Linked DNA regions of Homo sapiens: region 1 is linked to region 2. Evidence: chromatin contacts called from ENCODE Hi-C or POLR2A ChIA-PET data. All regions are on one chromosome and are shown on one strand. Each heading gives the region's core, a stretch centred on a gene start or an enhancer-like site at or near the end of the contact. The rest is flanking DNA. Distances are from core to core; before and after follow the strand shown. Region 1 overlaps RBM47 (RNA binding motif protein 47). Region 2 has its middle 32 kb from the start of NSUN7.

Evidence for each region. A loop is a pair of places that touch in the nucleus more often than their neighbours do. ChIA-PET counts read pairs that join two places held with the same protein, here RNA polymerase II (POLR2A). Pooled maps may share reads with other maps.
Region 1: a loop to region 2 is called in a map with no recorded cell type, with 5 times the contacts of the local background. The contact joins two enhancer-like sites. A Hi-C loop is called at or near these places in 2 of 37 single-sample maps with no recorded cell type and 2 of 50 pooled maps. POLR2A ChIA-PET finds 5 or more read pairs at or near these places in 6 of 52 experiments (H1, MCF 10A, OCI-LY7 and 3 more).

The regions. Positions count from the first base shown.
Region 1 is chr4:40,533,938-40,537,515 of GRCh38, reverse strand. All of the region lies in intron 2 of RBM47 (RNA binding motif protein 47), which reads left to right. Among named protein-coding and RNA genes, the nearest start is that of MIR4802, 34 kb to the right of the region's middle. Within about 2 kb of position 1,283, at least 2 of the 41 ENCODE cell types and tissues checked have a DNase peak (open chromatin) inside an H3K27ac peak, as active enhancers do.
Region 2 is chr4:40,716,600-40,720,022 of GRCh38, reverse strand. No RefSeq gene overlaps it. Among named protein-coding and RNA genes, the nearest start is that of NSUN7, 32 kb to the left of the region's middle. Within about 2 kb of position 1,307, at least 8 of the 41 ENCODE cell types and tissues checked have a DNase peak (open chromatin) inside an H3K27ac peak, as active enhancers do.

The DNA of each region.
Region 1 (3,578 bases), core at 34-2,533, 180 kb after region 2:
CTTTGGGAGGCTGAGGCAGGCAGATTGCTTGAACCCAGGGGTTCAAGACCAGCCTGGGCAATGGTGAAACCCTATCTCTACAAAAATTAGCCAGGTGTGGTGGCTTGCACCTGTAGTCCCAGCTACTCAGGAGGATCTCCTGACCCGGAGGCTCAGTCAAGGCTGCAGTGAGCTGAGATGGAGGCACCACACTCCAGTCTTGGAGACAGAGAGAGATGCTGTCTTAAGAAAAAAAAAATAGCTGGGCATGGTGGTGCATCCCTGTAGCCCCAGCTACTTGTGAGGCTGAGGTGGGACGATTGCTTGAGCCTATGAGGTCAAGGCTGCAGTGAGCCATGATTATGCCACTGCACTCCAGCCTGGGCAACAGAGTGAGACCCTGTCTCAAAAATAAATAAATAACATAAAATAAAATTAGTTCATTCATGTGGGCAAAAGTTTCATAGATCTAGTGGTTAGTTACTTTGTCTGTGTGCTCTTTGATGTCTTGCTATTTGCCAAACAAGATAACCTATTTTCAAAACTGAAAAGGCAGGCTGGGCGCAGATCATTTGAGATCAGGAGTTTGAGACCAGCCTGGCCAACATGGTGAAACCCCTCATCTCTACTAAAAATACAAAAACTTAGCCTGGCGTGGTGGCAGCTGTCTGTAATCCCAGCTACTAAGGAGGCTGAGGCAGGAGAATTGCTTGAACCTGGGAGGCAGAAGTTATAGTGAGCTGAGATCATGCCACTGCTTTCTAGCCTGGATGACAGAGCGAGACTCTGTCAACAACAACAATAAAAAAAAAACAAAAACACACACACACACACCAAAAACTGCAAAGGCAGAGAGGTGGATATGAGCCATGACTCAACCAATAACATGGCAGGGAAGCAGACAATTACCTACAAAAGGAGGCCTGTCTACCTAAACGGAAGAGGTCTGGACCTACCATAGAGGAAGAAAAAGAAAATTGTGGGCATCAACAAAGTGTATGTGTCTTTTGGCAGAATAACAGGTCAATAATGGCTTTATGCTTTGTAGGATGGTATTTAATGCTCTAGAAAGCAAAGAGAATACTCCAAGGTTATGAAGCCGAAATTGGTAGCTAATGTCAGCGTTGAACCTTGAGGCAAATTTCATGGGTGATACTTAAATGTCAGCCCTGTAGTTTCCAAGAACAAGGTCTCCAAGCCAGTCATTAGACATGCATCAAAGTTCTGCTGAGGTGGGGCCTCATCCCGGGCTGCACTTTGGGTAAAGCAGGTTGCCCCAAGTGTGTCAGTGGTTGCTGCACCGTGGGCAGACAGAAATAGAATGTCTGACATTCACTTCAGCCATGCTCATTGGTTTCTATGCAGGTGTTGCCTGCCAAGAAGTAGCAGTAGAACAGCCGCATTGCTTTCATAAAGAATGACAAAATTTCTATGTCTGCAAAATAAATGAGTTATTTGAAACTAAGAACAAGGTCAGCAAAATACAAGTGACACCTCAAGCAAAGAATGAAGTGGGCATTGAAATACCATACCAGAGGCTGGGCGCAGTGGCTCACGCCTGTAATCCCAGCACTCTGGGAGGCCAAGGCGGGTGGATCACCTGAGGTCAGGAGTTTGAGACCAGCCTGGCCAACATGGTGAAACCCCATCTCTATGAGGGGGAAAAAAAATATATACGAGGCCAGGTGTGGTGGCTCATGCCTGTAATCCCAGCACTTTGAGAGGTCAAGGTGGGCGGATCATAAGGTCAGGAGTTCAAGACCAACCTGGTCAACATGGTGAAACCCAGTCTCTACTCAAAATACAAAAAGTAGCTGGGGGTGGTGGCAGGCGCTGGTAATCCCAGCTACTCGGTAGACTGAGGCAGGAGAATCGCTTGCCCCGGGAGGTGGAGGTTGCAGTGAGCCGAGATCTCGCCACTGCACTCCAGCCTGGGCGACAGGGCTAGACTCCGTCTGAAAAATACAAAAACAAAAACGAAAAAAAAAAATACAAAAATTAGCCAGACGTGGTGGTGGGCACCTGTAATCCCGGCTACTCAGGAGGCTGAGGCAGGAGAATCGCTTGAACCCGGGAGGCGGAGGTTGCAGTGAGCTGGTATGTGCCACTGCACTCCAGCCTGGGTGACAGAGCAAGGCTCCGTCTCAAAAAAAAAAAAAAAAAAAGAAATACCATACCAGGCTGGTATGAAAAGGTGCTGAACACAAACCAGGCCTTTCAGTCTAGGCATGTCAGTACCCACTGATTTTTGTTCATCTATACCTGTGTAATCAGTGATTCTTGGAATCTTAAAATATTGGAGTTGTAAGGAACCCTAGAGGTCTTAAGAAAATAATGATGATTTACATTTACTGAGGGTTCACTATATGCCAGGCATAAGGAAGTCTTTTACTTGTATTATCAGTTTTACTTGTATAGCCTCATTTGATCTCTTCCATAATCTCTAAAGAAGGGGCTAGGATTCCTATTTTGTCAATAAGAAAACAGACTTAAAAGACAACAGGGAACTCACACAAGGTCATACAGTTCATGCATGGCAGAGCTGGCTCACATACCTACGTCAGTCTGAGGCGAGTTTGCATTTTTTTTTTTTTTTTTTTCTGAGACGGAGTCTTGCTCCATCGCCCAGGCTGGAGTGCACTGGCACGATCTCGGCTCACTGCAAGCTCCGCCTCCCGGGTTCACGCCATTCTCCTGCCTCAGCCTCCAGAGTAGCTGAGACTACAGGCGCCCGCCACCATGCCTGGCTAATTTTTTTGTATTTTTAGTAGAGATGGGGTTTCACCGTGTTAGCCAGGATGGTCTTTATCTGCTGACCTCGTGATCCGCCTGCCTCGGCCTCCCAAAGTGCTGGGATTACAGGCGTGAGCCACCGCACCCGGCCGAGTTTGCATTTTTTAACTACCAGCTCCTTAGAGGGCCAAGGGATTCTCAGAAAAAGGTATGTCCATCGACATTCTGACCAGGTCCCCAGGAGTTCGCTAACTCACAGTTCAGTGAAAATGACCAAAGGATGCATTGAAAATCATGGAATCTACACCCTGAATTTTAGCTATACGGAGTGTAATATGCAATTATAAAATGTATTGGTGGGTTCTATTTTGGCCTCTAGCTCCCACATCACTAAGGAACTTGCTGTAACCCTTAACCCAGGTGGCTAAGGGCACAGTGTGGATCCCAGCTGCTCTGCTGTCCCTTGAACTGTTTTTTCTCCAGGGCATCTTCTTGTGTTTCAAGTTTCAATCATGTTGTGAATTTTAAAAAATTACCAGGCTAGGCATGGTGGCTCAGGCCTGTAATCCCAGCACTGTGGGTGGCTGAGGTGGAAGAATCACTTCAGCCCACGAGTTCAAGACCAGCCTGGGCAACATAGTGAGACCCCATCTCTAAAAAAAAAATAAATTAAAAAATATTAGCCAGGCGCCAGGCATGGTGGCTCATGCCTGTAATCCCAGCACTTTGGGGAGGCCGAGGCATGTGGATCACCTGAGGTTGGGAGTTTGAGACCAGCCTGACCAACACGGGGAAACCACATCTCTACTAAAAATACAGAATTAGCCGGGCGTGGTGGTGCATGCCTGTAATCCCAGCCACTCGGG
Region 2 (3,423 bases), core at 58-2,557:
TTGATCAGAAGGTGACCTAGTGATGAGGCTACTAATAATGGGAGAACTACACGAAAGAACAAATCTGCTGTTATGAGGCTCCAGGGCACAGGAACTATTACTCTAATTTCAAGTGACAATGAGTTTTTATAGCTGATAGCTACTTATGTCTCCCAAAACACTCTAATGCACGTTCCTGTCAGAAATTTGTGTATTTAATAGACTATATTCCCGATGTCACCTTTCCATCAGATTTAAATGAATCGGGTATAGTGTCATGTTTTAATTTCTCAATAAATATATGTAACAGGAATTTTCCTACTGAATTAAAAATGTCATTTCAGTGAGATAACCAAATTGATGATACTCGGAATTTGCAATTCATCATGATTACTGCCAGATTTAACAAATATAATTCACTTTCTCCTACTACCCTGTGATTAGCTAGAGGTCATGGCTTTGACAAATCTAGACTCCCTGGTGCTTTGGGTATAACTCTTGCCCACGTAACTTCTGTTATTTCTTATGAGGTATATGAAGGTGAATAGCATGCAGTTTTTACACCGGGGAGGGCATTTTTCTTCAGCAAAATAATTATCTCATTGCATTTCCCACTGGAATAGCTGACACCCCCCTGCCCCTCAAAAACAGAGAAAACAAAGGCTATCCATTTTAGTCCCCTCACGCTAGGTTTTTTTCCTTACCATTTCCCCCTTGTTTTTTCCATTCTTGGGGTATTTGGATATGAGGGAAGATGAAGAGGTAACAGACTGAGAAGTGTTCATTTTTCTTGTGTCGCTCTTCACATTGGCCAGCAAGGGGAGTTGTAGGAACAATTACAGTGGTTTGAGCTGATACACTTGTGAGCATACCTCTCACGATTGGTTAGGAGTCACAATGTCTTTTGCCCTGGACTCCCTGTGTAACACAGGTAGTATTTTGTGTACCAGTCTAGTTTTCCTTTCATCTCATACTTTGCTGACCAAAAATTAATTGTGAACTTCAAAATAAAAACCTACTGAAATGGTGAGACATTGGAAATGAAGTGAGCCTTCTATGCCCAGGTGGCATAAAAATCTAATTGTAGCTTCAAGCAGCCCAAGCCCCTTTAATGCGGATAAGAGAGCATTCAACTGACTTCAATAAAAAGGGACTTAAATGGAAGGGAGGTAGCCTTGAGGAGAGCTGGCGCTGACTGCTGGGACTGAGGAGGCCATTGTTCTACATTCTCCTAGGGCTTAGGGAGATTGACAAGGCACCTGCTGCTTTCCAGAGATGAACGTTTAGGTCAGCCCTGAAAACACCCAGGCCTGAGACACTCCCCTGGCCTCTTGGCCCCCTGCCATCCAGGTGCAGGAGATTCAAAGGTACAAAGCAAAGGCATGGGAAGAGCCCTTTGGAGAGATCTGGGGAGACTGTTTCTGCTCCATGAACAATCCAGGACAGCTCTCTCCCCTTTAAATCATCTTTCATGCTTCTTAGCTCCAAGGCTTTCTATGTTCTTCCATGGATTCCTCTACTGTATCTATGCCATAGGAACATTTGATTACTAACCACTTTCACAGATCATGGTTCACTTCACTGAGTTTGGGACCAGGATCCATGAATATGTACCCTATTTAATGCCTTAATGCTGCTTTCCCAATTCCCATCCTGGCTACTGAATATATTTTGCTGTTGACTGCAAAATAGACTAAAAATCAGTAATCACTAGTTTTCTGAATGTGAAGTTCAGGTTTTTATTTCTATGTTTCTTTTGTTAAGTACTGAATAAATTTTGTGCCCTGTGCTTAGTTCTCCAACAGGCTGTGTTATATAAAGGAGAGAATCTGGGCTTAAGAATAGGAGATGTAGTCTTTCTTTTTTTTTTTCTTTTCTTTTTTTTTTTTTTTTTTTTTTTTTTTACTTTATGGTACTACAGGCACATGCCACCATGCCTAGCTAATTTTTTTAATTTTTTGTAGAGAGGGGGTCTCACTGTGTTGCCCATGGTGGTCTCAAACTGCTAGACTCAAGCAATCCTTGCACTGTAGCCTCCCATAGTGCTGGGATTACAGGTATGAGCCTCTGTGCCTGGCCTAGATTTTAGTTCTGGTTCTGCTACTTAATAGCTGTATGATGTTGGACAACTCATATAATCTTTCTAGGCTTGTCTATTTTCTCATCGGCAAAAATGGGGAGGGAGGACAAGATTCCAGTCTTGAGAGTCAAGCAGACTAGGGTTTTAAACCTATTTCAGGTATTAGCTGGATGACTTTAAGCAAGTGACAATTAGTGTTATTTTAAGGCTTTAGTGAGATAATATATGTGAAACCCTTAGCATCATTCTTAGGACACAATCAGCACTCAACAAATAATAGTTATTATAATAATCATGACAATGTCCATGTTATTAAAGTTCTTTAGAACCCTTTTTTAAGCTCTAAAATGCAATGATTTAAGTTTGAAATGTTGTGGTTGATTGCTGTAAATAAGGCTGTTCACTTGATCCTGGGCTTCTTAAGAGAATTTGGTAAGAAATAGGCTGAAATTATAGAGGACTTTGCAAAGTGCTTAGATTTTGTTATATAGTACTATAGTAACATTCAGCAAACAATGTGATTATCAGCATTGTAATAAACACAGTCATGGGCCAATTTCCTTTGTTTTTTCATAGTGTAATGCCTACTAGAAATTCTTTAAAGGTTAAACTTCATATTCAGCACACCATGTCCTCTCTACAAACCCTCTCTTCCTAATGTGTGTATACCTTTTTTTTTTTTTTTTTTTTTTTTTTTTTAATGAGATGGAGTTTCACTTTGTTGCCCAGGGTGGAGTGTAATGGCGTGATTTGTATATATCTCTAGCATGTATATATCTCTCTCTTCTAGGAGAATTTGACTCACCGCAACCTCCGCCTCCCAGGTTCAAGCGATTCTCCTGTTTCAGCGTCCCAAGTAGCTGGGATTACACGCACACACCACCATGCCCAGCTAATTTTGTATTTTTAGTAGAGATGGGGTTTCTCCATGTTGATCAGGCTGGTCTCGGACTCCTGACCTCAGGTGATCCACCTGCTTCGGCCTCCCAAAGTGCTGGGATTACAGGTGTGAGCCACCGCGCCTGGCCCTAATGTGTGTATACCTTTTTTACAGATCACAAGGTGCTTGCACAGACATTTCCTCACTTTAGGCTCCAACCAAACCATGAAATAGGTAAGATTGGACTTATTGGTTGCTTTATATAGGAGATTTTTAAAATGAAACCAAGAGGCAATAGGTCCTCTGGTTATTGAAGTCTTTAGAGGAGGGAAGAGGAGGTGTTCCAGATGTTTCATGAACAAGAGGAGAACAGTAGAAAAGGAGAATGAGGACAAATGTTATATAAAAATCTTAACTGTGAGGTAGAGGAGAGTTGGGGTGCGGTAGAGCTGGATTAGAACATTGTGGTGGGGAAAACACTGCG